2 separate regions of the Homo sapiens genome follow, and region 2 is linked to region 1. The links are chromatin loops, found by intact Hi-C in ENCODE. Cell type or tissue: heart right ventricle. All regions are shown on one strand. Links, peaks and the distances in the headings refer to the core of each region. The heading gives the core; the rest is flanking DNA. Region 1 holds the start of MIR3663HG (MIR3663 host gene). Region 2 overlaps HSPA12A (heat shock protein family A (Hsp70) member 12A).

Region 1 (15,430 bases), core at 256-4,255:
ACGTGAAAACTTCTGATGCCCCAACTCAAACCTAATTTTCAAGCCTTCGTTAGCTAAAATCTCACCGAAGTCCAGCTTTAGGAGAAATAACAGATACTATTCCCTGGCTTATGCCAAACTCTTTACATGCATTGTTTTGTTTTTTTATCTTTGTAACAACCATGTGAGATTGCACTAAACTGACACTCAGAGAGAAGGTAAGTCATGCCCCCGAGTCATTCAGCTAATAAGTGAAAAGAAAAAAAAAAATCAAGATCCAAACCCAGGTCATTCTGGCCCTAGAGCTGAAACTCAGTGAAAACCAAGCTCTAGCCAGGAATTGTGGTTAAAATAAAGCTTCAGCCAGCTGGATACTCCAGGGTGTTTAGGAATGTGAAGTTTGTGGGTATATCTTGGTATTGTGGTTGTGTTGATGCTATTGTAGTTTTGGTAATGTGGTCATCTCTTGACAGTACATGCTGAAATGCTTGCAGATTAAGTGTGGCAAGGTCCAGGTTTTACTTCCAAATAATCTGTGTGAATAGGGGAAGCAGTGTGTGTGTAGGTTTTGACAGCTGGGGAGGCAGAGTCCGTGGGAAGGAGGGGAGGAAATAGATTGACCATAAAATAGATTTGCCTTCGTTATTTGGAGGTTGGGGACAGGTGCATGGGAGTTCACTATAATATTCTCTTTTCTTTCCTATATGTTGGAAATTTTCCATAAAATGTTTTTTTCCAAAACAAGTTAAGTTCTGGGTTATGTTTTGATGGCCTACTCCTTCATCTCCAAATCCCATAGACTTTCACAATTATATTTGCCCCCGTAATTGGAAGTTGTATGGGGCTGTTTCAAAAATCTGAGTCATCAAAGATGTAATTGACTTCCTACCGCCGGATTAGCAGGCAAAAATGTACCCGATACTTTCTCTACCGGCGCTGTGTTGGGCTCTGGGCTGAAACCCAGTCTCTCACAGGCCCTCGGAACAGCCCCACCAGTTAAGATCCATCCCTGACTTCCAACTCTGTAACTAGGGACAAGTTAATTGACTCCTCTTAGCCCTTAGTGTCCTCATCAATTATTACGTGGTAATAACCCCTCAGAGAGTCGCCGGGAGAATTAGCTCGGCGCGGTGCATGGGGCTAGAACTCAGGGCCCAGCAGGTCTGACAATGCAGGTTTCCCCGCTCGCCTGTTGGGTTTTTGAAACGCCCTCAGCGGGGTTTTCCTCCTAATTCTGGTTTGGAGGAGCCATCTCTCTCCATCCCGTCTGCCAGCGGGGTTTGCTTCACACACAGACGTGGGCAGATGGCATCGGGGACACAGGTGTGACTGCCGAGAAGGTTGCGGCGCATTGGCGGTTCGGTTCACGGGACGCGGGCGTGGGGTGTGTGGGGTGGGATGGTGTCGGGGGCGGGGGGGGGTGGACAAGAGGGTGTTTGGTGGTGGTTGGGAGTCCCGGCGATCTTTTTAAAATTCAGATGCCAACAGTTCTCCACCCCTGAACTTGAATGGGCTTTGGGTTTTTGTTTATTTGGGGCTTTTCTCCTCTTCCAAAGCACAGCGCTTGCCCCCAGCGGCCTGGCGTCGGGCTGGAGCCCGGCAGAGGGAGGGAGGAGACCGGCATCCGCGCTCGCTGATCAGAGAGAGCCGGGCCTGCTGCTGGGGAACGTGGAGGGGCTCCGGACAGCCACGCGCCCTGGCCGGTCACGGAAAGCTCTGAGGGACATTCGGTCGGCCGTCGGGGAAGAGGCTGGCCGCCGCAGCGCGAACTGGGGGTGCGGGTGGAGCGGCTAGAGGCGCCGGGGTGAGTGGGGATGGAGCCCCGAGGGCGTGGTGCGCGCTCGGCTTCCTGCCGCCAGGGGGCGCCCACAGGCAGAGCCGGGCGGGGCGGCAGCTACAGAGAGAGGGGTGCGTGGAGAGCGACCAGGCCAGGCCTGCAGAGCGCAGCCCCGGCGCCATGTCTCCAGGCTCGTTCCGACTAGTGTTGGGTCACCCTCGGCTCAGCCCCGGGGGAGGACGAAAGGGTTGCGTGCAAGGCCTAGCACCCAGTGGCCATTCATTAAATACGTGCTGGCTGACGAGCTCAGGAACGGCTCTAGGGAGCAGCTGGCTCGGAAACCTCAAGTCCAAGCCCACTCATTCCCGTCTCCCTCCCCGACGGCCTTTTAGTTACCGTGCCCTGGGCCGCGACGGCTTCCTTTTAGATTGGGGCAGCAAGGGAGCCCCTGCGCAGCGAGGACGCCGACGGGGCGGCGGGGAGGGGTTGTCCGGCGGTATCCCCGCTCCGTGCTCCTCGCCTTCCACTGCCTCCCCGGGACACAGCAGTCATGGCTTCGACTGTGACTTCTTAACTGGCTCCTCCCTGATCGCTGAGCTAAGCCACAGGAGAAGGGGAGGAGGGCTTCCTTCCCGGGACCTTGGTCCAGGCGCTGGTCTGCGTGGTGCTCGGGTGGATAAGTCTGATCTGAGCACCACACAGGCCGGGCGCCGGGACCAAGGGGGCTCGACAAGAGGATCTCAGAACAAGCTGAGTCTCTGGAACTAGCTGGGGTGCGTGGAAGTACGCGCCACGGCCCGCGATTCCTGGGAGCGTGTCTCAACTTCTGCCAGTGCCAACGCAGGAGAGAGAATTGCGGCTCAGAGAGGGTAGCGTGAATGGAAACCGAAGGGCGAGAGCTTGGCTCTCTAATGCCACCCAACTTAGTGGTTCAGAGCTTGGCCTCCAAGGAAGATTCAGTTCAAGTCCCCGCTCTCCAACTTACCAGCTGTGTGATCTTGGGGGAAGTTAACCTCTCTGAGTCTGTTTCCTGCTCTGTAAAATGGAAATTTAAAAACTTAAACATCTACTTCGGTCGAGGCTGTTGTGAAGAAGTGGGATTGTGGGTGCATAGCTCTTAGCACAGTGCCTGGCACAGGTTAAGGCTGGATACGTGGCAGCTGTGAGGCCCAGTGTTCTCGTAGCTGGCCTGGCCAGATGCAATCATAAGCGAAGATGACTCACTTCCCACAGCAGAGGTGTGCGAAGCCCTGCGCACCTGCTGTAGTCTGCACCCGGGCAGAAGAGAACCCAGGAGCGTCGGGACCTCCAACACTCAGCCCTCAGGGCTGAGGACACTGCGCTGTTTCTGCCCCTTCTAAAACCGGAGGCCGCGATGCCCCTGTGCAGTACCGGCTGGCGCCCACCCTACAAGCTGATTCCTGGGGGCCTTTCCTGCAGCGGACGCCGGCAACCATCACGACCGACCTTGACTGAACACATGTGGGCATCCTAAGGACATTACCTCAATCCTCACACCATTCCTGAAAAAAAAAAAAACAAAGAAACTGGTGCTCAGAGAGGCGAAGTAACTCACTCAAGGTCACACAGCTAGAGGGTGGCCAAGCTGGGACTCCAACCCACTCTGGCTCCGGAGCTGGCGCCGCTTCCTTCCTACCTCTCTATCAAGCTCAGTCTCAAAGCCTGGGACAAACCATCCGGTTGGGGTGGGAAAGGCCACGCACGTCCTGGGGTCGAGGACCCTGTGCCCACGACAGCAGTCTTCTCGGCACCCGTAGAAGCCAGTGCCAGACAAGTTGGGTTGGAAGGGGCAGGCTGGGCTGGCGGAAGGGGGCTCTGGGCCCCGCCCTGCCTGCGCCCCCCGCGGATCACGCCTCCGTGCTCAAGCTCCTGCCAAGTTTGCCCCCATCTCTCAGGTGCCCTTGGACTGAGTGACTAAGCACCTCGGCACCTCTCCAGCCTGGGGTGCGAGGAGGGGCTGGCCCTGATACCCACTTCCTTTCTTCTCTGGAAAGCCAAGGTGCCAACGAAAGATGCCCTGGAAGCTGGTGTTCCTTAAAGAATGAACAGTCCCAGCTCCAAACGTGTCTCTCTGAACGCAAGCCTCTTCCTTCCGTTCGCCTGGGCCTGTAGTCGAAGTCTCCTTGGGTCCCCAGCCCCCTCCCGGGTAGACGTCAGCCTGGAGGTGGATGCCGGAGTCGAGAAGGGTTGCGGACCATGCTGGGGACCTGGCTCAGGCAGTCAGGGGTCCGGGTCCTCTTTGGGGAAGTGAGCGCTTGAGGAGGAGGGAGAAAGGCTTTTGAGTACGGCTTGGGGGGACTTCTTGAGGTCCCTCGGGATAGCTTCTCTGTTAGGCGTGTAGCCAGGAAAGGAGAAAAAATCTGTCCCGCGCAGCCCAGGGAGGAGCCTTGCAGCTGCGGAGGGGGGCACTTTCGGCGCTGGATACCAGGGGGCAGTGCTGCGCAGCGAATCTGCCGGGCTCCAGCCGGCAGCCCGGGGCAGCAAGTTTGCTGAATTCCCTCTGTCTCTCGAATCCGCTACGAAGTTCCTCCCAGGGCGCTCCTGACGCCAACAGCCCCCTCGCCCCGTAACATGCGAAAGAGGGCACGGTCCTCTCTGTCCGCGCGTTGCCGTCGGTGCGGGCGTCCTGGCTGTCTTTCCTTGGTAAAGGCAGCTACCACCGGGTTGGTTTTTGACCACTGACTTGGCCCTAGGGAAACGTAAGGTGGGGTGGCGGGGTGCCCCGTCGGGTTTTTGCAGGCCGTGTGAGCAACCTCAGAGTAGAGGTTTGAGGGGACTTTCTCAGCCTGGGCTGGAGCCCCCAAAAATGCAGGCGCCGCCTTTGAGAGGAAAAAAAAAAGCGCTGGAGGTTGGCCGCCTGCATTTGATCGCCTTCCGAGTTTACGTAGAAATCCATCCGAAGAAAGGTCCGATAGAAGGCGGAGAAGGCGGAGGCCCACCCCTGTCCAAGTACGAGCCATCCCCAAAGTACAGGGATGAGAAGGGGGGCTGAACCTTCTCTCCAGGACCCAGCGCCAGGCCCACTACACCCCCAGAATCGGTGTTGTTTGGGAAATGCCTTTCTATCCTAAAGGAGGCTGTGTCCAGGCTTAAAATATGCAGAAGCAGTGAGCAGACGGGACCCGGTGACGTGCGCGGGGCTTTTCCCACCCAAGGGGCTAGGAACTCCACTCCCTGTCCCGTCCCGGGGAAAGAGACCGAGCACTCGGCTCCGGGGCCAAATGTGAGTCCAGGAGCTTGGTGAAATAGAAACCGGACATATTCTCTTTGGACTCGGCCTCCTTTTGCTGGGATTTTTGTTTTTGGTTTCTCTCTCTCTCTCTCATAGCGCTTTGCAATACATAAAATAAAAACGCATGTCTGTGTGTGAATGCTTTGCCCGTTCTTTGAAGAATTCACACTTTAAAATTGCTTTCTGTGAGCGCAGAGGAAGAACATATAAACCACCGTTATGTAATTTGAAACCATCAATAGCCCCCTTTTAAGGTTGTCTTTATTGTGGGAAGTCAAGGTAATGATTTTGTCGCTGTCTAATTTCATCCCAATGTATGGCGTTGCTTTTATAGCCTTTCAAAGGTAAGTGAAAGGCATCAATCTAGGGCCCTTTTTCTGGCCGATTAACAGTTTAAACTGGTTTTCTAACCCTGTCACAACTATTGGGCTGATAAACAGGATTTCTGCGGAGGCATTAGCAAGTCTGTAAATAAATCATTAAAAAAAAAAAACACACACACACACACACACCACCTCAGGCAATTCTAAGTTCCTCTGACAAAAATAAACCATAAGTCCACAGGGGTGTATGTGTGTATGCATGTGTGTGTTTCTCACCTCCAAGAAGAGGTAGTTACAAGTGACCTCTCAAGAGTTATTTGTGTCCTGGTTATTATTATTACTACTATTGTCATAATCTTAGGAGAAAGTGAACAAGCTGACGACACAGGGATGGAAATCAATGAGCTTGTGGGTTCTGCATTGACTCTACCTTATTGTAGGAAATGTCCCCCTTTAATCATGGGTAAGCCTGGCGCTGCTGCCAACCTTCTTTGACATAGAACGGTCCAAATAGAAATATCCCGTTTTATTGCAACGGGTCCTTGGAAGAAGATACTTTATGTGGACGGTACTGGGACAACTGCTGAAGAAACGACAGACATGAAGGCATACTTGACACCAACATAGAGATACCCATCCGTCACCTTTGATCTCCCCTCCCCCATGCCACTGAGAAATAATTTTTTAAAAAATAGAAGCAAAATGGCAAACTAGACAATTTGAGACTTAAATAAAAATAGCTTTAGGCCCAGACCCACTGGAAGCTTTTTCTTTTTGACGCTGCCGTGTTTCTCTGATGCAACAGAAACCTCTGACCCCCCGCCCGGGGTCTCGCACCAAGGCCAGACAGCCCCGCTCCCGGGGTCACCCGAGGGTTACCTTTGGGTGCAGGCGCGGCCTTTCTCCGAAGGGAGGGGCAGCTCCCCTGCCCCTGCAAAATGAAGGAGAAATGATAAGCAGCGGTGAAACCGTCTAGAGGCCCAGCCTGGCACCCGCCCCGCCAGGTGCTGGGGGAGGCGACAGCCTGCAGCGCCAAGGGGATGCTCCTCGGGCGCAGCGGGCGGGACAGCTTGGGCTGTCCCTTTTGTTTTCAACGCTCCTCTTGCGGCGAGTTCCGGGAGTTTAGGGCCCCGGCCCAGAAAGGAAAAAGCGAGAAGGCGCGTCTGGGCTCTGTAGGAGTGCAGCCGCTGCCGAGTCCAAGCGGCCCCAGGCCAGGCCAGACGTTGAGGTGAGGTTGCCCAGCAGGCGGGGACCCCAGCTCGGAGAGGGTTCTCCGCGTCCCCAGCCGTCGGCGCAGGAAGTTGAGGCGGCCAACATGCCTTCGTCCCCACTCGACTCCCGGGCCCACGTGCTGGTCCACGCCGGGGACCTGAGAGCATCGCGACTAGGGGGCTGCGGGACGCCTCCCGAGCGTCGAGGAAAGACAGGACCGGGGGGAGCAGGCGGGGCCCACGCGGTTGCATTTCTCGCCCCGCCGCCGCCTTCAAGAAGCAGAACCCGGAGCCCCACCTGCACCCTCACTCCGGCCCCCGAGCCCGGCCTGGCCGGCAGTGCTCGGGGAGGCCCTGGGTGGCGCTGTCTCCTCCCCTCCTGCAAACGCCACCGCCAGAAAATCGCTCCCACCCCACCCGGCCAGGCGAGCCACCGACCCGGGGCTGCGTCCGCCTCGGTTCAGCCTCGGTTCAGCCTCTCCGGGTGCGGATCCCGGACCCGGCCAGCAGACGGAGGCTGGCGGAGCGCAGAGTCCCGGCGACTCCCACCTCCCGGAGGGGGCACGGGGACTTGCGTGGGGCGGGCGGGGGCCGGGATTCCGGGCGGGGCGAAGGGACCCAGCTCGGCTGCGGGGCGCGCGGTCGCTCTCCCTCAGGACTGCGGCTCGGATCCCTCCCTACCTCTCCCGGTCCCTCGCAGGACTCTACATCGCCTTCGGCGTTTCCTCTCCCTCCCGCAGTTTCCACCCTTCGGCTTGTCTTACTCTCGGCTCCTTCGCCCACCCTTTCCTCCCCATCCTGTCCCCCGCCCCCACTCTTCTGCAGTTTGTAACTGAGAGCGCCCCAAACAACCCCATCAAGCCAATAAACCCAAAATGTGAGCACTGCCCAAACCCGTGTGCTTATCCTGCCGCTTCTAGAAGGCAAATTGATACGGGGTGGATTTGGAACGGCTTTCTCAGAGAGGCCCGAAAGCTTTCAAAAATTCTAAGTCAGGAGACAGCTGGCTGTTTTCTTAGCACCTCTGCAGCGCTGAGGATGTCTTCATCCTCCTCAGACACCCCCAGCCCGGGGATGTTAGCCCATTGCCCAGATGGAAGACAGAGCAGGGAGGTAACCCCAGCGGTTACAAACTTGATTCTTCTCATGTGGTGGACTCCAGTCTTTTGAATACGATCTCTACCTCTTGTTTTCCCTTCTTATTTAATTTCTTGATGTTTTCTTGGATGGTTTAAGCGACAGGAGGAAGAGAGGGCAAAGGCAGCCCCCGTACCTTTCAATAGAGTGAAATGGCCTGAAATTACAGCTACATAACTATCAAAAATGAAACTGTGTTTGTGAAAATCTGTAACCCTAGCTATGTAATTGGAGACATTCATGAAAGAAGGATATTGCACAGGTGAAAGTGATTTTTCAATTGCTTTCATATTTTTAATATTTTTCCAAATTGTTGAGAGGACTTTTCCTGAATACAAGGATGAATGTTTCGGCTTGGAAAGTTCAGTGTAGCCCTAGTCATTGGAAGGCTACAGTTATCATAAATTGCTTTTAAAGTGTTTATTAAAGTGATTGAAATTTGTTTCTTTAAAAAAAAATAGTCTCTGAACTTGCAAACTTCCTACCTTACCAAATAGACTTTCCTGAGACTTGAAAATGGTTCCCATGAACTTTCTCATGGCAAAATTACACAGTAAACATGTTCCTGGAACTCTTTTTTAAAAGGAGTTGGAGCCCAATCTTCACAACCATTCATTTTCCTGCCAGATTCTTTGCATTGGGCATTTCCTTGTGTGCCTGGGACCTTACTGTTGTTGAAGCAGAAGTTCTCATATAGGAAATTTTGCATTACTGAAGAACTCTGCTTTAGGGCAAAGGCTGAAATGATACAGGTTTAGGCATCCCATGCCTACTGAGTGAGAGGTCATCGCATTAAATATTTTGAGCATGCTGACAAGGTAAGGAAGATGCAGAAACTCCTGACCAGATTCATGAAGGCTGAAGACAGAATTCTAAGCAGTCCCTTGTTTTGCATGAAGCACTGTGATATTGAGGAAGAGGAGGCGTTAAGATCGGAATTGCCCAAAGTGTCTACACACCTTCATATTTGTTACTAATTATCACCCCTTTTCCACTTCTCGTTGTGTTTGGCCAGCCCTGAATACCTGGAGACTGATCCGAGAACTGTTTGCTTTCGTTTCTTCCCACATATTTTTATTAACAACTTGAACTGATCCTGCCTAATCCAAATTCTTATACTTTGATCTTGTTCCTTAGCATCCACATTAAAGAGTTTTTCTGTTTCCACCAAATTTTTACCTCCCCCCCTTAACTTTTTCCCTATGCTAGTTCTCTCTGCTTATTATTCTCCCATTTATTCTCTCGACTTGAGGTTTCTGTGATGGTTACTTACATTAGTGACCACATTGCCAAAGCACCTTCAAAAGTAACTGATGCCCTTTATTACGTACTGGAGTTGCGTTTAACCAGGGAATCCTCATCAAGCCACAAAGGTGAGGGAGAAAACTGAGATAATTACATACAGGTAACAGGGCAAAAACACTGTTTTGTCTCATCATTGAGTTTTTTCCAAATGAATGTTTTTAAATTAGAAATATCAGATTAATGACTGTAATAAAAATATAAATTGCCTCTTTCCAATGTGTATTCAGGCCAGGATCCTCTTCTGCCAGTGACACCATGAAACAGAAAAGTTGTGTGTCTGGCCCCCAAATGCTTAGTTCCTGTTACTAACAATCGATATGGCGTTCTTCTTTGTAGGGAAACCTGACCTTAGAGGAAATGGAAAAGTTGGAGAGACACTGAGCACTGATACGAAATAATTCTCTTGCTGAAATACACGAAAGGAGTCCCAGCAGCCATATTAGTATTTCCACGTCCTGTGTCAGCCCCAAGTAGAGAGAACTTGGAATGGGAGGGGAAATGGCAGCCATCAGGAAATGAAATGCTGGCCCAGAGAATTCTAAGCAAGTCAATCACCAGTCCAAGTAAGGAGGTGTTTTTTGTTTTTGTTTTTGTTTTTGTTTTTGTTTTTAAATATCCACTTGCCATTTGTTTTACCCAATTCAAAATTTTTTCCCAAGAAAAAAAAATACACTTGTAAAATGCCTCATTAACAGCAAAGATGAATTGGACCTCAACTTTTGAATGCCATGCTGCTTTAAAGGAAACTGTAGAAGTTCGTGGAATGAAAGAATACTGCCAGCATGCATTCGGACTATTTTCCATCTGTGTGGTAGAGTCTGAGCTGTGTGTTCTACAGAAGCTCCAGTTGGCAGAAGGACGACTTTGGCCCTGAATTTTCATTTATTTTTGTTTCAAAAATGAAAGGATAGTTGCTATTTTTCCAAAATTTAGAATTTTAAATCACTACCCACTTTTGATCTCTGATTTAAATCTTGTTTTGAGAGACACATTAGACAGTCTCTACATATTATATTATCTTGCAAGGGAAAAAAGGAGAAAGATCGGAAAGTGCTGACTTTCTGTGTCAAATGAATGGATTATTGGCTTCATTCTTCTTTATTTTATAAAGGTTTTCTTTTCAAGAAATGCAGAACTTTACCAATACAATATATATCAGTCTAATCGGCAGTCATAAAATGGGTGGCATGAGGGTGGAATATGGCAGCAGGGAGATCTCAGCTGGCAGCAAAGCATGAAGTGGTGATTGTGTTTTTATGGAAAGCCTGTTTTGTCCAGTGGCTGATGAAATTCAAAATGGTCCCCTAAGCCTATCTCTGAAGCCAGCAGTTCAGAAGCAGTAGAGCTAGCGGCTCTCTTAACATCTGTACCCTGCCCCCTATTTACCCAGCGACACCCCAGCCCAGAGCACCTCCAAATGTAAGACTTAATATAACCAAATGGAAGCTGCTAGGAGGTACTCAGTTCCAGGATCAACAGTTTTTGCTTTAAAAAGAAGGTAGCAGTTCAGCCCCTTGTTTGTTTTTGCCTACGCATTTCCCTACCAGCGGGAGACCATTACCCGGGACAATGTTTTATTCCATTGTCATTATCTCCTACGGAACTAAAACAATGCTCTGTTTGGCCTCCCAGGCAAGGGGGATTTGTTCCGCTCTTCTTTAAGCAGAGTTTCCAACTGAGTTTCTGACCCAGTCACTTGATATCCAGCAGGGATACCTGGTGACAATTTTTTAAAAATCTGCTATCTTGTGTTTTGTAATTTCATTCTCTGAGAAGTAGCCTAGAAACTCGATTCTCAATCAAGAGGAATCACACCATGGCTAAGGGAAGAGGGTTTGCTCAAGCTGCATGAGCTCTATAATTTAAATCAGCCAGATAGGATTTATTTATAGTTGTTTTATCTTTTTTTGTTTTGTTATTGAATAGCAAACCCCAAAAGGTTTCATAACATTGTGTTGTTGATTCTCAAACCCCAAAAGGTTGGGAACCACTAGAGCTGAGATGTTTTCCATTAGACCAGGGTGTTTTTTTCTATTTCTTTTTAAATACATAAGTAAATTATAAATGTAGATAGAGATGAGATTGAGATAGAGATAAATGATGCCAAGATTTCTAACATTTATGACAGATGTTGATGAACAATAACTCGTTGGAGCTATTTTGTCATACTTGAGATTTTCCAGAAAATAGAACAAGCCCACAGAATGGGTTTAATCTGCCAAAGCATCTCCCTCTTTACAAGCATCTACACAGGCCTCCAGCCCTAAGTACTTTCACCTGGACAATGTTATGAAGCTTAATCCAGTACTAGTAGCAGAAAGACTTGTTTACTTTGGAGCTAAGGAGTGAGTAGGACACTTAAGACTTTGTTTTGTCCTTGGACTCAAGGCAAACTAATGGTTAGCATCACTCCAGTTGTTGCTATCATTTTATTACTCATATGTAGCTATGAGTAACTTGAGAAACTGAAATGTAACTGCTGCATATAATAAAAAATCAATGGCCAAGACTGGCTACCTGAGGAGACTGAGTCCCATGCTAATGAGGCTAAGATTTTATACTGATTTTGTTTTGCTCTGAGATGGTAATCTAATAACCCCCGTCTCCAGCAGCTCGGTGGCTGAATTGGTGGAAACCTATCCTCAGATGGCTAGTGGAGAAACAGTTCAGAGCCCAGATCATGCTGGAGAGCAGGAGAGCCTTGGTGAAAGATGAAATGGCAAAATGCTTAAGAGTTGGGGATCAGGAGGCAGACACACCCACATTTGAAGCCTGGCTCCCCCATTTGCTCTCTAGGTGATAGAGCAAGTTACTAACCACTCTGAGCTTCTGTTATTTCTAAGAGTAGAAGAAATAAAAGGAATAGTGCCCCATTATTTGTAAGAAAGTGTGAATGACAAGGTGCATGTAAAGCATTCCACAGTCAATATTAGCGATTGTCACTATTATTTGTGTATACAATAAACAGCACTGCCCATGGAAGGCTCTAACTCTAGAGTCCTTCCCAACCCTGTCTCTATCACTTGAAAGAATATCCACTCTGTGAGTGTTGTGCTTACACATTTTGTTCCTAGAGCCCAGCCGACTTACTGTCATGCTCGAGGGAAGCTTCATTTAGTTGATCTGTTTGGGTTATACATTTATGGATTTATTCCACAAATCACAGTGGTCTTCACAGTCATGATGATTCTTCTTTATGAAAAATAGTTGAGAAAGCTAGAATATATTTTTAAGCCCTACTTGGGAACCTACAAGCAGAAATTAACTGGCATATTACTGTGTTCCATTTAAGTCTAAGAGGTTGAAATCATTAAGGCCAACACGTTTTATTTTTCCTTAAGGATATCAGACATGTGACAAAAAAAGCTTTCATAAGGAATGCCTGAAATAGGGGAGAAGTTCTTACAATGGCTTGTAAGAAGTTCTCATTTCCCTACTGATGGATTGGGAGGCTCAGAGAAGTCTATGGAACAAAAGAGATCCACTCCAGCTTTGAGTGAGACAAAATTTTTAAGGTCATGGCTGTTTTTTTTTTTTTTTTTTTTTTTTTGAGAGAGAGAGTTTCACTCTTGTTGCCCAGGCTAGAGTGCAATGGTGTGATCTCGGCTCACCACAACCTCTGCCTCCCGGGTTCAAGCAATTCTCCTGCCTCAGCCTCCCAAGTAGCTAAGATTACAGGCATGTGCCACCACACCCGGCTAATTTTGCATTTTTACTACAGACGGGATTTCTCCATGTTGGTCAGGCTGGTCTCAAACTCCTGACCTCAGGTGACCCGCCCGCCTCGGCCTCCCAAAGTGCTGGGATTACAGGCATGAGCCACCGCGCCCAGCCGTAGATCATGGCTGTCTTTAATACCATTTCCTTAAAGTTCCCTAGTCCTAAATGTGTGAATTCTGAAATATTCTTAAAGGGTCATGCTTTTGATGGCATTACATTGGTTTTTTGTGATATGATCCCATTACACATCATGATGTCATGGTGTATGATGTGTTTGCAGAAAGTCCAGGATTATGGCAACAAGTGAACCGGATAACCCTTCTGCTTTCTTACAGCTCTTCCGAAAACTTCCTTGTTTTGCCTTTTCAAACATCAGGGGCGTGACTTATAACAGCCAAATTTTGCCAGCATGCTGTGTCATGGGTTCCAGTCCGTGGAGCTCCGTCATACTCTGTTGGGCATCCTGTGTCTTATTCCTCTCTTTAGGTCCAGTTTCTACATACCTTATCTGTGTTATCTCAGGCTTCAGAAGCTTCTCCGTAACGTGGGCTACTTTCCCCTCATCACTGGGTATTTATTTATTTATTTTTACTGAAGCCTGAGCCCTGTAACGTTACCACACTGGCCACAGCTTCAGGAGAGAGATCACTGCTCTCAAGAACTTACAGTCTAGTGATGGATACAAAGGTACATGAAAAAATAACTAGCAATGGAAAACAAAGCATGAAATGCGATGAAACGTGGTCAGGATGCTAAGTGCTATGACATATCACACTCGGAACCTCACTTTGCTCATATGAAAAGCTGGAGAGAATCTTCCCAAGCTTAGCACATCCTCATAGGATTTTGGTGAAAATCAGATGAGATGGTAGGTATGGAAGATTTCTGTCAACTACAAGTCAATTACGCCAAAAAATTAAGAGGTCTTGTCAAATCATAAAATTAACAGAATTATTATTAAACCTTAAGAGGGCACTTGAGATAATAAATGCCAGATTTAGTAGCATGGTAGTATCATTCTATCTGGGGTGGGGGCAGGAGGGAGGGAGTGCCATAGGAATGGGTACACAGAGGGCCTTCAATTCCATTGGTGTGCTGTGTGTCTTATGCTCAGTGGTGGTTATACAAATGTTTGTCATCTCATTCTATAAATTTTGGTGGATATTAAATATTATAACATATATAGTTTGGTTATTGAGGTTTTTTGTTTGTTTGTTTTTGTTTTGAGATAGAGTCTTGTTCTGTTGTCTAGGCTGGAGAGCAGTGGCACAATCTTGGCTCACTGCAACCTCCACCTCCCAGGTTCAAGCAATCCTCCTACCTCAGCCTCCTAAGTAGCTGGGATTACAGATGCCCGCCACCATGCCCAGCTAATTTTTTATTTTTACTAGAGACGAGGTTTCACCATGTTGGCTAGACTGGTCTCCAACTCTTGACCTCAAGTGATCCGCCCACCTCAGTTTCCCAAAGTGCTGGGATTACAGGCGTGAGCCACCGTGCCCGGCCAGTTATTGAGTTTTAGAAGTCTCATTTTCGGGATGAGGAACTGAGATCTAGACAGAGAAATGCTTGCCTAGAATCAAACAGCCTCTTAGTAGCTAAGCTAGTGCCTAGATCTTAATTGTTTCCACTCCCCCTCAATGTGTATTTCCTTTGTCCTCTGTAGATCTTGCAGTCATCCTGGATTCCCCTTTCCCTCATACTCAATCCAACAGCAGGTCCTGCCATGTCTACCTTCTAGCTATGGGCTGCATCTGCGCACTTCTGCCCCTTGCCTGTGCATCAGGACATTCCCCAGCCGCCCTTGACTGAGGGTGGAAGGGGAAGCGTAGAGTCAGGCAGGGCTATGGTACAGGTTTCCTGGTTGGGTCTAAACTGAAGGAGCATTGTATTTATTCAGATGGAAAACATAAGGAACCAGCACATCTGTTATGTGTACTTTCATGAGACATTTATGTAGTTATATTTGAAAGTACTCTAACAGTATCATGTGTTCTTTAAAAAAAAATTTTTTTTTTGAGATAAGGCCTTGCTCTCTCACCCAGGATGGAGCGTGGTAGTGCAACTGTAGCTCTCAGCAGCCTCAAGCTCCTGGGCTCAAGTGATCCTCCAGCCTCGGCCTTTTGAGTAACTAGGATTGCAGGTGTGCAACACTACGTGCAGCTATTTTTTAAATTTTTTATAGAGACAGGGGTCTTACTACATTGCCCAGGCTGATTTGGAACTCCTGGCTCCAAGCGATCCTCCTTTCTCTCCCTCCCAAAGTGCTGGATTACAGGCATGAGCTGGTGCTCAGCCTGAAGTGTTGTTTATAAATACATATGTGCATGGGGAGGTGTTTAGACATGGTTCTGCAGCCATTGGAAGAAAGGCACCTGCTTCTCTCCTATGCTCATCTTTGAATGCCAGGATTGAGTTCCACATCTTCAAAGTTGCCATGGGCACAGTCTGGCTCTCACCCCGGCCAGCGCTTTCTTTCTTCTGACCTCCTTCCCCACAGGCAGCCTGGACCACAAAGTTTAGCCCTCAGGAATGTCTTGATTCATTTGACATTTCAGTGGAAGATTAGAAGTATCCCGCACTAGGAGCACATATGGCAGGTGAGGTCCCATCCTGCAACCCAGGAGGCTCTGTGCTCCCTGAGAGTGGGTTTCAGCACATTATGTGGCAGGTAGGTGCTCCTTAAATATTTGCTGGGTGAACGAACGAAGAGCCTCCTCACTGG
Region 2 (15,430 bases), core at 5,712-9,711, 490 kb after region 1:
ACAGTTGCTCTGCAGACTTTGCTGTAGTCTCTTTAGCCTGTCTTCTGGAGAGTCTTAGGACAAAGTGGAAGTGAAATTTGCAACTCTATGAGCAAAATTAACATCTTTCTACTCTCTCTCCATCCCCCATTATTATACAGAATAAGAAAGATATGTACCTGTGATGATTAATTTTATATGTCAACTTGACTAGGCCACAGGATGCCAGATATTTAGTCAGTCATTATCCTGAGTGTTCCTGTGATAAAGTTCAACATTTAAATCAATAAACTGAGCAAAGCAATGGCCCTCCTTGAGGAAGGTGGGCCTCATCTAATCAGTTGAAGGCCTGAATAGAGCAAAACGCTGACCCTCCCGAGTAAGCGGGAGTTCCTCCTGCATGACTGCCTTTGAGCTGGGTCATTGTTTTTTTTTTTTTTTTTCCCCTGCCTTTGGACTCAAACTTAAACATTGACTGTCCCAGGGTCTCGAGCCTGCCAACCTGTACCGTGGGTTCTCCTGGGTCTCCAGCTTGCTGGCTGCAGATCTTGGAACTTCTCAGCCTCTATAACTGCATAAGCCAAATCCTTATAATTATCTATCTGTCTGTCTGTCTGTCTGTCTGTCTGTGTGTCTGTATGCCCTACTGCTTCTGTTTCTCTGGAGAACCCTGACTAATACAGTGTCTGAGCACAGAACATAGTTCTCAGCCTAGCAGCTTCTGCGAGTGCTCACCAGGCACCCATGTATGTGAAAGGTATTAAATCAGGTGGTCATCTGTCTCCTTCTGCAAGGCGGTGGCTGCCCACTGACCCTTCTACCCAAAGTGCATCCCATCCCATGGGCCCAACTTCAGGCAGGAGAGCTGGAAGGATGAGGTAGAGTGGCTACTCCAGTAGGACAGTTGGAGAACTGGTCACGTCTACTCTGCTTGTGTGGGGAAAATGGAGCCCCTCCTTTCAGGCTTATCAAAGGCCTCCTGAGCACAGGTTTCTGGGCAGTGGTGGGGGCTGAACTTGAACCTCCCACCTGCCAGGTGGAGGAGAAAGCAGCCTGGAAGCAGAGCTGGGAGATGATGTTGTGAGGAGCAGGTCTGGAGTTCTGGAGCCTCTGCTGGGGCAGGCTATGGCTCACTGCCCGTAAAGGCTGCAGAGAGGGTGCACAGATGCAGTTTCATCGGTGAAACTCCAGAAACTCGCCTTGAGTTGAGTGCTTGTTGAAAAGATGGGTTAAACCTTTATCTTTTGTAATTCACAGACTCAAGCCATCTTTAGACCCTTTAAGAGCATTCAGTGAAAAGATGATAACAGAAAGAACAGCTGATCCCTCTTCTGAGGCCTTTAGAAAAGACTTAGAACTGGAGACTGTTCTGAAGCTGTGGGGATTGTGGATAGGAAATAGTCCAGTTTATATCAAAGGGCATTTTGCCTAAAATGTGTAACTCTAGTAGGCTCCGGAAACGTGTTAAATAAATGCTGCTCCCATATGTATGATCCTCTCATCTAACATGGAGACGCAGCTTCTTCTGCCTCCCTTTCTGAACAAGCTGCAGTGAGAAATGATCATCAGGAAAACAAAACAGCATAACACCCCGAACTGGTGCAGCTGTAGCCTTTCTGTAGCCTGACCGCAGACCAGCAGCGCTCTTAACTGATCTGGCTATTTTTTCTCAGCTGTGGACACAGTCCCTTGGCAGATTCTCCTGGCTGACTGCAAGGCAGAGGAGCAGAGTAGTTGGTGTAAACACCACCTCCTCAGCTTCTCAGTCTCCCTGGAGTGTGGTTTTCTCACCTGCTTCTCCTGAGTGAAACTCGTGATCACAGAGGAAGGCTCTAAAAAGCTACTACGATGTCGCTCCTGCTGCCCCGAATTCTTGGAGGAGGCAAATGGGGAAGCATGCTCTTGGTTCAGATACTTCCTGTATGTAGAATCCCCAGGTCATGTCTGTGGAATGCAGGGATGAGGGCCAGGAAACTGCAGGAAAAAAGGCTGGCTGGAGGGCTGGTGGGTCCATTCGTTCAGCAGCTACCTCCTGAACACCTACTGTGTGCTTTGGGGCAAGAAGAACTGAGCGTTGCTGTTAGAAAATCCACCATCCTGCAGGAGAGGCTACACATGTCTGCACCGTTAATAACAGGGGTGTCCAATCTTTTGGCTTCCGTGGGCCACATTGGAAGAAGAAGGATTGTCCTGGGTCACACATTAAATACACTAACACTAATGATAGCTGATGAGCTAAAAAAAAAATCGCAAAAAAAAACTCATCATGTTTTAAGAAAGTTTACAAATTTGTGTTGGGCTGCATCCAAAGTCGTCCTGGGCCACAATGTGGCCTGTGGGCCATGGGTTGGACAAGCTTGGCGTATAGGACTGGAGACGGAATATGTTAAGTGCTTGGCAGGGGCCCCAGTGGAGGGAGGGCTCACGTGGGAGTAGTAACCATGAGGCACCTTCTCTGAAGGCAGAATTAGCAAAGACGGAGAGTGTTCTGTGGTTGCAGTTGACCCTGGCCTGATCCCAGGCAAACAGACCCATAGGTTTGCTGAGGGCTGCCAAGTGGAGGGCTTCTGTTGAGGGTGGCTGCAAGTGTTAATGCAGAAACAAAGCTTGCACTTGAAAGCATTGAGTCCTCCTGCCCAGAGAGAAAGACAGCTGGGTTTTTGAGAGCCTGGGCGATACTTTAGCATTTCCTCCTTTTCTCGGAGTCCACAGCAGTTCTGGGACTCCTGGGGAGGTTGAATTTGTGCAGAGTCCGCTGCCTCTTCTCACCTCTCCTCAGCTCTCTACTGTGGCTTCCATGGGAGTTTGCAGGTAGGACACGGCCCCTCACTGGACAGGAGCTGGTTCAAGCAAAGAAGTGTGGTTACTTTGTCCGAGGCCTCCCAGACACTGCCTGGGCCCATGACCTTGCCTTTTCCTCTGCTCAGGAGTGGGGTCCTCTTCACCTTCGCTTCCCACCTGCATCCTCATCTTGGTACAGTGGGGAACCCCCTATGGAAACAGGCCAAAGCTTTTGCTGTGGAGCTGAGGCCAGCCCAGCTGGAGAGGGACAGATGAAAGGTCTCCCCTGAGTGGCCAGCCCAAGCTGTTTTCCACAGACTTGGGGCAGCCTCAGTGTCTTCAGGATGTGAGAGTGTCCTGGGCGGGGGACAGTTCTGCTGGATTTTCAGTTGCACACCAGGCACACTCGGATGCCCTCGAGTTGTAGAATTTTACCCAGGGCTCTTCACCCCTCTAGACTGCTGGATCTGAATTTCCATATAAAGATTTCCCATCTAAGTCAGAGTTCCTGCTCAGAATTTCAGGGGTAGTGTGGGTAGAGAGATGGGGGCAGAGCTTACAGTGTGGGAAGAGGGATGAGGGGCGGAGCTTATGGTGTGGGAAGAGGGATGAGGGGTGGAGCTTATGGTTTGGGAAGGGGTGGGGGTGGAGCTTATGGTGTGGGAAGAGGGATGAGGGGTGGAACTTATGGTGTGGGAAGAGGGATGAGGAGTGGGACTTACAGTGTGGGAAGAGGGGACAAGGGGCGGAGCTTATGCCACCCTTTCTCCCTTCCCATCCCTGTCCCTGCTGCCGTGGCCCAGGCCCACCTTGCTTTTTCTGGCCCTGTGGGGGCCTCACTGCCACAAGTCCCACCTGGCAGGCTGACATCCCAGTGGGACATGGTAACCGTAATGTAGCGTCTGGGTCTTTGCCTTTCTTCCTTCACACCAACTCCTTGGGCTCCACTCATGGGTCTACTGCCATCCCCAGTTTATTTTCAAGTTTGAACTTTGGAGGAGAATTGTATACATACAGGCCTGGCAGTTTCTTTGCAGCAAGTTGTCCCTTCTTCCTCACCCCGTTTTGTGGAAGCTTCCCCCTTGGACCTTCTATGCTCCTGGGAGGTCCTTGACTCCACAACCTCAAGGATGGAAGAATCAGCACAGGAGCTGTCCCTCGGAAGGGGCCCCTCTTGGTCTTATTTGGGATTTCTTCCTCCCGACCCCTTGGGATCCAGGCTCAGAGGTTTCACCTTTCCCGAGGGCACCATACGTGTGAGAGCCACATCCTCTTTCACTTTAACCTCCAGCCATGTTTGTGCTAAGGATGTCTAATGTGACCCTGTGAGAGTGAAGCTGGGGAGGGGGGACTTTTACTTGCTTGAATAGGGGGCAGTGGGAAATCCTGTCATGCACCTGAGTCAGGGCCCTGTTGACCGATGTCACCTAAGGGCAGACCCAGCTTCTCTGACCCATGGGCTGAGCTGACAGGCATTGATGCTGCCCGGGTGGTTGGCCGTAGCTGAGGGTACTAGGTGATGGGAAGAGGGTTCGCCACGGACAGTGCAGGACACGAGAGTGGTGGTTCTTATCTGGTTTTATAAAGTCAGCCTTCCAGATGTGGTTCTGCCATTTTGAGGCATTTGGTATTTACAGAGTGAAGATGTTCAGTCACCTGCCTGCTGGTAGTATCAGTTTTAGCACTGAAAGTCTCACATCCCAGGAAATCTCTCTATCCTGAGCAAACTGGGACAGTGGGCCACCCTCCCTCTCTTTCTACATAAAGTGAAGGAGTTGATAAATAGCTCTGAAGGTCCTTTGCATTCTTTTTTTTTTTTTTTTCTTGAGATGGAGTTTCACTCTTGTCACCCAGGCTGGGGTACAATGGCACCATCTCGGCTCACTGCAACCTCCACCTCCCAAGTTCAAGCATTTCTCCTGCCTCAGCCTCCCGAGTAGCTGGGATTACAGGCACTGCCCCCACCATGCCCAGCTATTTTTTTTTTTTAGTAGAGACGGGGTTTCACCATCTTGGCCAGGCTGGTCTCGAACTCCAGACCTCAGGTGATCTGCCCGCCTCAGCCTCCCAAAGTGCTGGGATTATAGGTGTGAGCCACCACGCCTGGCCACTTTGCATTCTTAATACCTGAAAATCCCCTTCCCTCCTTGCCCAGTAATTGGACCTCCCAAGCCCCTCTGCCCATGATGAGGCCGACTTCGCCTGATGAGAAGTTATTTGTGAGTGTGTGACATTAGGAGACCTTCTGAACCTGGTCTGCAAGAAGAATGCACTAAACCCCAGGGGTCTGATACAGAACTTGAGGCCTTCCTCCCAGTAGGCATGGTATGAAGGCAGCATCCCAAGGTTCCTAAGAAATGGCAAAAAGTCAGCACCACGGCAGTGGCAGGGATGAAGTGTTCTTCCGTGGTCCATCGGGCTGGCAACTGAGGACACCCGTGTACCTGAATGGTTTCCAGAAGCAAGTGGGGCCTCCCGCTGCAGCTCAAGGCCATGAGAGGTGCCAGGGACCTGGTTAGAGGCCCAGCCATGCTGTTTCTCTGAGCATCCTCAGAAGGGTTGTCCCAGGGCCTCTTGAGCTGGCCCTTCTGAAGGCCCACAGGAGTGGTGACTGGGACTGGTCAGATGTCACAGAGCAGAAGCACTTCTGCCTACTACAGGCCAAGGCCCCAAATGTTTGCAGATGGAAGCCACAGATGAGAACTTGGGGATCAGATTGTTAAAGGAATATTTATTACTATATGTGATATATGTCTATAATAAAACTATTAAAGGGTGGAGGCTTTGAATAAGATATCTTCTTGCTGACTCAACCGCACTCTAGAAAATGAGGGACTATATGGGATTCCAGGAGGGGCTTCCTCCTGGAGCCACTGCTTATCTGTCACCCCCAGTAGGCAAATCTCAGGAACCCTCCTAGCGCTCTGGAGATAACAGGTCGGTTACCCAGATAGCAAAGTCAAATGCTTGTGTTGCTGAGGCCCAGCCATGGTCTGTTTCCAAGGCCACCAAAGATAGGGGTTTGCTCCGATTTGGTCAGACCGTGTGGTATATTACAACTGAGAACAGATCACCTGCCTTCCACCCTGTGATGGTTTGGAAAGTTTCAGGGTCTCTGCAACTCCATGCCTTCACCACTGGAGCATGGAAGCCCGTGTGCCTCCTGCAGTCCGGAATCCCCCCGCTCCTCCCCATGGTGCTGCTCAGCTCTGAGCCAAGGAGGCCCCAAGTGCAAGAGGCCCCACAGCCAGAGCACCTGGTGTTTTCCCCAGGGTGCCTATACATTTTCTTTGGCCACCCTGGGGTGTTTGGGTATCTGGCTTGGGGCCCAGTACCGAGGCACCCTGACATTATGCTCTGCAGAGGACTGTGTAGAGAATGTCCCACAGATGCAGAGCACGAGTGCGCCCTCCTTAGGGATGTCAGTCCAGGCACGGGTGTCCTAGGAGCAGGCCGGCCCAGGGGGCCCTGGGTCCCAGCCTCTGTTTCTGTCTTCCAGGCAGGCCTGGCCTCCCCCGAGAACTCGGAGCAGCTCATCATTGCCTTGGAGCCTGAGGCAGCCTCTATCTACTGCCGAAAGCTGCGGCTACACCAGATGATTGAGCTGAGCAGCAAGGCAGCCGTCAATGGGTACAGCGGCAGTGACACAGTAGGAGCTGGGTTTACACAGGGTACCTCTGCTCTCTCTCTCCCCCTCCTGCTCTCCTTCCTTCCCAAGCCCTGGATGTCTCTCTCCCTCTGATGATTTTAAAGGCACTTAGTGCCATAATGAAGAATCAGGATACTCCGGGAGGAGGTGGGCTTTAAGCACCTCTCTGCTCAGCCCCCCTACCTGGCCCCTCCAAGGACCCCCATAAATGGAGGCATGGTTACCCTGGTTCATCACCCACCAAGTGTCTGGGGGCGGGGAGCTTCTCTCTAAGAATCTGAGGGTAGCCTGAGAGCGGTTATTGGCCTCACATTGTACTAGGCTCTTAATCTTTCTTGTGTATTAACAGATTCTTAATCTAATTCCATTGCCTGTTATTAATTCTCCATTAAGACTGTTGATTTATTGCTGAGTCACTCATTGGGTCTGCTTCATGTGCGATGAGTTTAAAATGCAGATGAAACCGGCTGACTTTTCCTGACCTAGGTGACGCTCGCTTAGCTGTGGGAAGGAGCACCGCCTTAGGGAGACTGAGGATGGCGATTTTAAAAAGCTTTTCCTCTTTAATAATTACCTGAATGCAAGTAGGTCATAGCCTTGGTCACAGAACTTGGTTCCCTGGTATCCAGGGCTCTGTGGGTGTGTCGAGGGCTATAGGGTTTGCAGACACGCCCTGTCAGGGTCAAGGCACCAATATGAGCGCTAAGTGAGAGCACTATGGGGGTGGCGCCGGGCACTGTTGTTAAATCTCAAAGGCACGAGGGCCTAAGGTCTAAGGGTTAATTTCAGGCTGCAAGAAAAGAATTGTGGGGCCGGGCGTGGTGGCTTACACCTGTAATCCCAGCACTTTGGGAGGCCGAGGCAGGCGGATCACGAGGTCAGGAAATCCAGACCACGGTGAAACCCCGTCTCTACTAAAAATACAAAAAAAAAAAAAAAAAAAAATTAGCCGGGCGAGGTGGCGGGTGCCTGTAGTCCCAGCTACTTGGGAGGCTGAGGCAGGAGAATGGCGTGAACCCGGGAGGCGGAGCTTGCAGTGAGCCGAGATCGCACCACTGCACTCCAGCCTGGGAGACAGAGCGAGACTCCGTCTCAAAGAAAAAAAAATTGTGGGAACTGCAAGCCCCTTAACCTTTCCTGACCTGATTTCCTTCTCCGAACATAGGGACAATGATTTGTGCCCTCTCATAGCCACATAGGCGTCTCCGCCACTCAGCACCTCAAGCCACAGCAGGAGCGGAGGTTGTCCCTGTGTTCATGGAAAAGGCAGCACAGGGGTTTGCCAGGCCCAGACGCGCCACCTTGTGGCCGCAATGCATATTGGCTTCAGCTGGGTCAGGAAATGGCCCCCCCCCCCAGTCTATTTACCCAGGGTGCATGTTAGGAAAACACACCCCAAATTCCTTGTATCAGACAAAATTCCTTGATTTGGAATTGTTTAACTGAGCGCACTGCAGGCTGTTTGGCAGATAGCTTCCTCCCTGGGGCAGCAAAGCCGGGAAACTAGGCGATTTCATTAACCCATTCTCCAAAAAATGTGACCAGGGTAGGTCTCATTTGAGAGTCTCGCTCTGTCACCCAAGTTGGAGTGCAGTGGCGCACATTTGACCACATTCTCTTCTTTCAGTTTTTTTCACGTGGAAAATGGGGATAATAATTCCACCTAATTCCAAGGGTTGTTGTGAGAATCTCATCAGGGTGGGCTTTTCAGCTGGGCACAGGCTAAGCCGAGGAATAGAGGAAGGCCGGTGGAAATCACTTTCTCTGGGAAGAGCTGGCTTTGTGATTCCCGACATCGTATTGACTTATTTTGGTCAAATGTCACTAATGTTCCATCCCTAAATCTCCTCATGCTATTGCCTTCACTGACTGCAAATGATCTCTGCTTTTTCATGCTTTCTTACCCGTCATCATTTTCTTTCTGTCGGCCACTAGCTAAGGAACACATACGGCGTAATCGGCAGAGTCGGACCTTTTTGGTGGAGAATGTCATAGGAGAAATCTGGTCCGAGCTGGAGGAAGGTAGCGTCCTTCAATGTCCTTTGCTCTTGCTGGATTTTCCTGTGCTGCTCGTGAAAAGCCATTCCCATTTGTCCCTTTTGCACTTTTGGAAAATGTTCAAACTCAGTGGGTTCTAAAGACCACTCATGCAGGGAGAGCTCTTTTGGGAGCTGTAATTTTGCATGTTGTAAAACCAGGTAGGGATTGGAATTGATCAGTTCCAGAGTAAGTCTTTGGTGAAACGCAGATGATTTTAGGGCACTCACTATTCACGTGGCAGGAAACTGCCCACTAAGTACGTGCCAGGTATGCAGCAATGTGTGAATCTTAGATTCACTCACCTGGGTTCTCCATCGTCCATGTCTAACCATCCTCCTGGGCAGATTGCATTCTCTTTGGTCATGGTTAACTCCTAGAGCTGCTAATTAGCAAAACCATTGTGCTAATGAGAAGTTTTGAGGGCACTTAGCTGGGTCTACCTAGTTACCACCCACAAGCTTGTTTCAGATGGGGTTGGCAAACAGTCTGTGTAAAAGATGGCTGTTTTTGTGCCAGGTGATAAGTATGTGGTTGTGGACAGTGGCGGTGGCACCGTAGACCTGACAGTCCATCAGATCCGGTTACCGGAGGGACACCTTAAGGAACTGTATAAAGCAACAGGTGAGGCCCTGCAGGGCTAATTTTCTTATTCCTGAGCCAATTCCAGGCAGTTCTGTTTTCACTTGTTTCAGATAACTCTCAGTTTTATTCTCTTGAATGCCACTAACATGTGGGATCGTAGGCGGTGGAGGATACTAATGTCTGCTTGAAATTGGAAAGCAAAATGCAATTAAACATTCTTTAAAACACAAACCACCACAACTTGGGTTTTGGCCTAAAGCGAGCCTGTTTCAGATCCTGGCCAAGGGCGCTGGTTTCTGAAAATTCCGAAAGGATGAGATTGCAACTTGATGTTGCCCATGACCGTGCTAAGGTGAACTTTCTAGGGAGGCCTCACCTTGTCTTGGATCAAGATTGCCAAACCATTGGCCAAGTGCGGTGGCTCACGCCTGTAATCCCAGCACTTTGGGAGGCCAAGCAGGCAGATCACTTGAGGTCAGGAGTTGGAGACCAGCATGGCCAACATGATGAAACCCTGTCTCTACTAAAAATACAAAAATTAGCTGGGCGTGGTGGTGCACACCTGTAGCCCCAGCTACTCAGGTGGCTGAGGCAGGAGAATTGCTTGAACCCAGGAGGCAGAGGTTGCAGTGAGCAGACATTGCGCCACTGCACTCCAACTTGGGTGACAGAGCGAGACTCTCAAAAAAAGATTGCTAAACCAAAGAACATGCTGTTTCCCTTTTGGGAGGTTGGAGGGGAAAGGATAATAAGTAATTAGAGGATCACACAGGGACTAGACCAGGCCTGCTGATTTTCCAGCCCCCGCCCTTGGATGTCTTGGATTGGAATACCATAATGGTCCTAGTTAGATAAAATTATTGATTTTTTAAAAAATGTAATTGATTTAAAATAGATTGTTGGCTGGGAGTGGTGGCTCATGCCTGTAATCCCAGAACTTTGAGAGGCCAAGGCAGGTGGATCACCTGAGGTCAGGAGTTTGAGACCAGCCTGGCCAACATGGCAAAATCCCATCTCTACTAAAAATACAAAAATTAGCCGGGCATGGTGGTGCGTGCCTGTATCTCAGCTACTCGGGAGGCTGAAGCAGGAGAATCACTTCAACCCAGGAGGCGGAGATTGCAGTGAGCCAAGATTGTGCCACTGCACTCCAGCCTGGGCAACAAGGGTGAAAACTTTGTCTCAAAAAAAAGAAAACACAAAAATAAAATAATAAAGTAAAGATTGTTGACAAGAGATTTCTGTAGGGAAAAGCTTCTCCACATGGAATGAGAAGCAGCGCAGGGTTCTGAAGTGTAAGTAAACACTTATAGCTGCCGTCCCATTGCTAAGTGGCTCAGAGATGAACAGGTGGGCCTGTTTCTCAGAGTCTGGATTGGGTTTCTAATGGTTTTTAACACCATGGCCTCCCTTTTTGTTCTCAATTCAGGCGGACCCTATGGATCTTTAGGAGTAGATTATGAGTTCGAAAAACTTCTGTATAAAATATTTGGAGAGGATTTTATTGAACAATTCAAAATCAAACGCCCTGCAGCCTGGGTTGACTTAATGATTGCGTTTGAGTCTCGCAAAAGGGCGGCTGCCCCAGACAGAACTAACCCGCTGAACATCACCCTGCCCTTCTCCTTCATTGACTACTACAAGAAGTTCCGCGGGCACAGTGTGGAGCACGCCTTGCGGAAAAGCAAGTGAGTTGGGCTCATCACCTCGGGCTCTGGACATTCTAGCGGGTGGATCGTGCTGATGGGAGAGAGGAGCGAAGTGTGGACTTCGGGTTCCAATCCTACACACTTGCTGTATGACCTTGGGCAAGGGACTCAACTTCTCTTCCCTCAGTTTTTTTCACATGGAAAATGGGGATAATAATTCTATGTAACTCCAAGGGTTGTTGTGAGAATGCAATGAATTCATACATGTTGGGTGCTTAGAACAATGCCTGGGACCTGGCAAGTATTATCTATGTGTTTGCTAAAAACAGAGGAACTATGAAAGCAGCGAAGTTTAGTTTTGGCCCCTGCCATATCCCCAGTGTCTAGAAGAGAACCTGGTATGCAGTAGGTGCTCAATAAATATTTGTGGAATTAATCCAATGGGAATGTAGGTTTCTTGCCACTCTGAGTCCCTTGACTGATTTTGTGTCTCAGCTTGTTGCAAAATGAATATATTTAGAAGACGGTTTAAAGCCGAATTTAAAAAAAAAGATAAAAATAATAGATTTCTAATATTCTTAAACATTTTAAATTTATATATATAATATCCATCATGAAATGATGACTACAGACAGATTTACCTATCTATCATATTTCATAATTACCTTTTTCTAATAATCCTTTTGTAAGGGAACATGTCAAACATTTATCCTGTAAAATACCCCATTGTCCAGCTTCAACAACTGTCAGGTCCTGGCTAGTCTAAATCCAATTATTTTAAAGCAAATCTTAGAAATTAGCATCTCATCTATTTCAGTATGTACCTCTAAAGGAGACAAGTTTTAAATCACAACCACAATACCACGATAACACTTAACAATTAATAATTCCTCAATATTATCAAGTATCTAATTAACATTAACATTTTTCCATTTGTCTTTTTTTTTTTTTTTTTCACTTTGTACCAACATCCAAATGAGGGCTCTACATAGCAGCTATCTGATACGCCCCTCGAGTCCCACTAATGTACAGGTTCCCCTCCTGGTTTTTCCTTCACAATTTATTAGATGGCAAAACTAGTAGTTTGTCCTTAGATTGGAGTTTCCTATCATCTGGGCTTTGCTCATCTCACGTCCGTGGTGTTACACAGCAGGTTCTATCCCATAGCCTTTTTTTTTTTTTTTTTTTTTTTTGCAAGTTGGCAGATGGACTTAGAGGTTTAATCAGATTCAAGTTTGAATCTTTGGCATATCTGCCTTACGGGTGGTGGTTCCTCCTACTGCATCCCATCAGGGGACACGAAATGTCTGCCTGTCTCTCCTTTTGTGATATTAGCAGCCATTGATGATTATTGCCTGGTCCACTAATGCATTAGGGGTGGCTCCATGGCCACCATCTTGGTCCATCACTCCTTCCTCATTTATTTAGCTAGAATACTCCTAGAGAGAGAAACTTGGCTCCTCAGTGGTTTGGTTGCCCTGAACTACAGCTCACTTAGGGAAGACAGGATAAATAGGTTGGGTTTCAACCTCCATTTATGAGTTAAAAAAAAAAAAAGAATCAATTTCCTAGTATCCGCCAAAGTAGCTAATGAATTTTTCCTTTTGTGAGGGCATGAGGGGGAGTATCATTAGGAATTTGAGGATTTAAGCATATTTGATGTATTTTAAACAATGGCAATTCTATCCTTATTGACACCCACACTGTCCCATCTCGGCCAGTAGGAGCCTTCTCACGTTGGCTCTGAATCCCTTTGACATGACATTTGTGGTGGTTGACAGTGTCTTTGCCTCCTTGTATGTGAAGACACTCTTGGCTCATCTTGTACATTCCCTACCCCAGGCCTGGAATTGGCCATTTCCCTAAGAAGCCCTGGTTCCTTTTAGTGGAAGTGAAAGCAGATTTCATGTCAGGTCTTCTTGCCCTTGGAGCAGGGCCAGTCTGGACCCTCTTACTGGGCTGATGTTCTCTGCCCCGTTAGTCCCCCACAGAGGGCACCTGTCCTCTGTTTGGAATCCCAAGACCTACCTGCACAGTTCTGGGGCCTGTCAACCCTCCCACTAAGAAACAGGCTGCAGCCAGCCATGGGGTCATTCCATACCACACCACATTGTCCTTTGGCCTACGCCATGGAAAGGATTCCTTACCAACATGTTCTAGATTCCCGTCCAGCATCTAGAACATGTTCCTGGGAAGCTGCTGGTGTGCACTTTGCATCAGGGACAGAGGCGCCATTTGCTTGGCCTCTGAGAACAGGAGGGGCACGCCCTGTGGGTTTGGGGAATACACAGTCCCTGGCATTTGCTTAGTGCCAGAAAGTTTCCAGAGCGCTTTCACAGACATGGTATTTAACTTCGTCTTTACAACAACCCCCGTGAAGGAGGTAAGGCAAGCGCAGTTATCCCTGACTTCCAGACGTGGAGACTGGGCTTGAAGAAAATGGAGTCTAATCTGCCCAAAGTCCCAGAGCTCCGCAGTGGTGGTGGCCAGGCTAGAGCCCCACAATCCTGGATTCCCGTCCAGGACTCTCTGCTCCACACTGCTGCTTCTGGACAGAGACCGTGAGGGCCACCTAGTAGAATTAGGCTTACTCTGTCACCTGACAGGTGCCTGGAAGGCTGAGGACATGCACCTGAGCGCACACATGTGTAGCCGTAAGTAGCAGTACAATAAACTCGCCAGGGAGCTTTTAACGTGCTTGAATCCAAATATTGTTGGGTTCAAAGTGTGGTCCTGCGAAAGAGACAGTGAGCCCTTTATCTCCTTGTCTTTGCACTAGACTTTGGCCTCCACTATCCCAGGGGAAGGTCGGTCACAGCCAAACTTAAGATACAGAGAAGAGATTATGTCTTAGCTTTTGAGCTTCTAAGGGTCCAGGTCCTGGCAGTTTAGGGTTTCCAAAGGTGCTTTTGGCTTTCAACCCCCTTTCTGCCTGCTAAGAAGTGACAGATGTTCTGCCAGGGCAGGTGTCTATGCAGATAAGCCTGGGTATCGTGTAGACCCTCACTGCCTGCTCTTCTCCATGCTATGCTCCTGCAGTGTGGATTTTGTGAAGTGGTCCTCGCAGGGGATGCTGCGGATGAGTCCAGATGCCATGAACGCCCTTTTTAAGCCGACCATCGATAGCATCATTGAGCATCTCCGTAAGTATCAGCCAGGCTCGGCCACTCGGCGAGGCAGAGCTGAGAAAGGGGATGGGCTTTCCCAGCATCACCAGCTGGTGCCTGTGGAGTCAGGTTGGCCTGGATCTGGGAGCCACAGGCAAGGGCCCTGCAGGACTGGGCAGGGCTTGGGCATGTATGGGAGAGGTTACTGGGCATAGGCTCTGGATCCCTCTCCTCGTACTGCAAAGCTGCTGAGAGCTTGTCTCACCCAAGCTTTCCGTTTGGCCTCAAAAGTCAGAGAGCTGGTAATGACAAAGAGGAAGAATTAAATAAACAAACAAAACTTTAAAACAACAAAAAAGATCAGAGAGCTGGAAGCTCTGAGGCAATGTTACCTGAGAGTGGCAGGCCCTAGGAAATGCATATTCTTTGCTTTACTGGGACATGTTAGACATCCTCACCCTGCTAGGGGAGAAGGAACTGTTGTGTGAATCAAAGGAAGTTCTGCAAGCAAATGGAATCTGGCTATGTCATTTTCCTGCTACATTGGTGGCAGTACCCAGGGACACATAGCAAACTCACCAGGACCTCTTTCAGTATCCTGTCCCCCGCCTACCAAATCAGACTCTCTAGGAGTGGAATGGGATTTTTATGAAAATCAGAGAATTCTATTTATAACAACCTGCCTTGACTTACCCAACAGAACCACAGGTTTGGAGAGCTTTAGGAGTATTCATTTATGCAAACCAAATTCTACTTAAAATTATCACCATGTATCTGTTAAAATGCATTTCTACTTAGCAGCAGCTCTGGCTTTTATTCCGGAACATATTGGTGTGCAAACTCCCTTTCTTTAAAAGACCAGTTCTGCAAAGATTCTGTTCAAGGAGCTCAGAGTAAGCCTGCCCTCCCAGTGGCCCAAGTGGCTTTATCCGTTCCCCACAGATGCAGGCAGCCCAGTTCCCCCTTCCTTGCTGGCTTTTGGTGACAGGACATTCTCCCTGCCTCTTCCCTTCCAGGGGACCTGTTTCAGAAGCCCGAGGTGTCCACCGTCAAGTTCCTCTTTCTGGTGGGCGGCTTTGCCGAGGCGCCCCTGCTGCAGCAGGCGGTGCAGGCTGCTTTTGGGGACCAGTGCCGGATCATCATCCCCCAGGACGTGGGCCTCACCATCCTCAAGGGTGCCGTCCTCTTTGGCCTGGACCCCGCGGTCATCAAGGTGCGCCGGTCGCCGCTCACCTACGGGGTAGGCGTGCTGAACCGCTACGTGGAGGGCAAGCACCCGCCTGAGAAGCTGCTGGTGAAGGATGGCACTCGGTGGTGCACCGACGTCTTTGACAAGTTCATCTCTGCCGACCAGTCTGTGGCTCTGGGTGAGCTGGTCAAGCGTAGCTACACCCCGGCCAAGCCCTCCCAGCTGGTCATTGTCATCAACATCTACAGCTCTGAGCACGACAACGTCAGCTTCATCACTGATCCCGGGGTGAAGAAGTGTGGCACGCTCCGCCTGGATCTCACAGGGACCAGTGGCACTGCGGTGCCCGCCCGGAGGGAGATCCAGACCCTTATGCAGTTCGGGGACACCGAGATCAAAGCCACAGCCATTGATATAGCCACTTCGAAGAGTGTCAAAGTTGGGATCGACTTCT

Evidence for each region. Hi-C counts contacts between places; a loop is a spot of excess contacts. Peaks named below come from ENCODE experiments on the same cell type or tissue, not always from the same donor. Only the 100,000 strongest peaks of a DNase experiment are listed, where the experiment ranks them.
Region 2: it touches region 1 in a loop (3-fold over the local background); 76 of 110 quality-filtered maps call a loop at or near these places.

The regions. Positions count from the first base shown.
Region 1 is chr10:117,154,732-117,170,161 of GRCh38, reverse strand. It overlaps MIR3663HG (MIR3663 host gene), which reads left to right and starts at 1,107. Exons shown (of 3, transcript NR_121651.1): 1 at 1,107-1,302; 2 at 9,322-9,548. MIR3663 (microRNA 3663) reads left to right here and starts at 2,388; the gene lies at 2,388-2,484. RefSeq lists enhancers at 4,015-4,569, 10,046-10,802. In heart right ventricle, for the core only: CTCF peaks have their summits at 1,623 (motif pointing right), 1,833 (motif pointing right) and 4,178; DNase peaks (open chromatin) are centred at 1,841 and 3,888; H3K4me3 peaks cover 768 bases; H3K27me3 peaks cover 4,000 bases.
Region 2 is chr10:116,674,792-116,690,221 of GRCh38, reverse strand. It overlaps HSPA12A (heat shock protein family A (Hsp70) member 12A), which reads left to right. Exons shown (of 12, transcript NM_025015.3): 7 at 6,260-6,431; 8 at 8,345-8,431; 9 at 8,966-9,070; 10 at 10,461-10,719; 11 at 13,720-13,823; 12 at 14,804-15,430. Among named protein-coding and RNA genes, the nearest start is that of HSPA12A-AS1, 12 kb to the right of the region's middle. RefSeq lists enhancers at 6,899-7,398, 7,399-7,900, 13,386-13,896 and a silencer at 13,270-13,564. In heart right ventricle, for the core only: a CTCF peak has its summit at 7,702 (motif pointing left); a DNase peak (open chromatin) is centred at 7,701.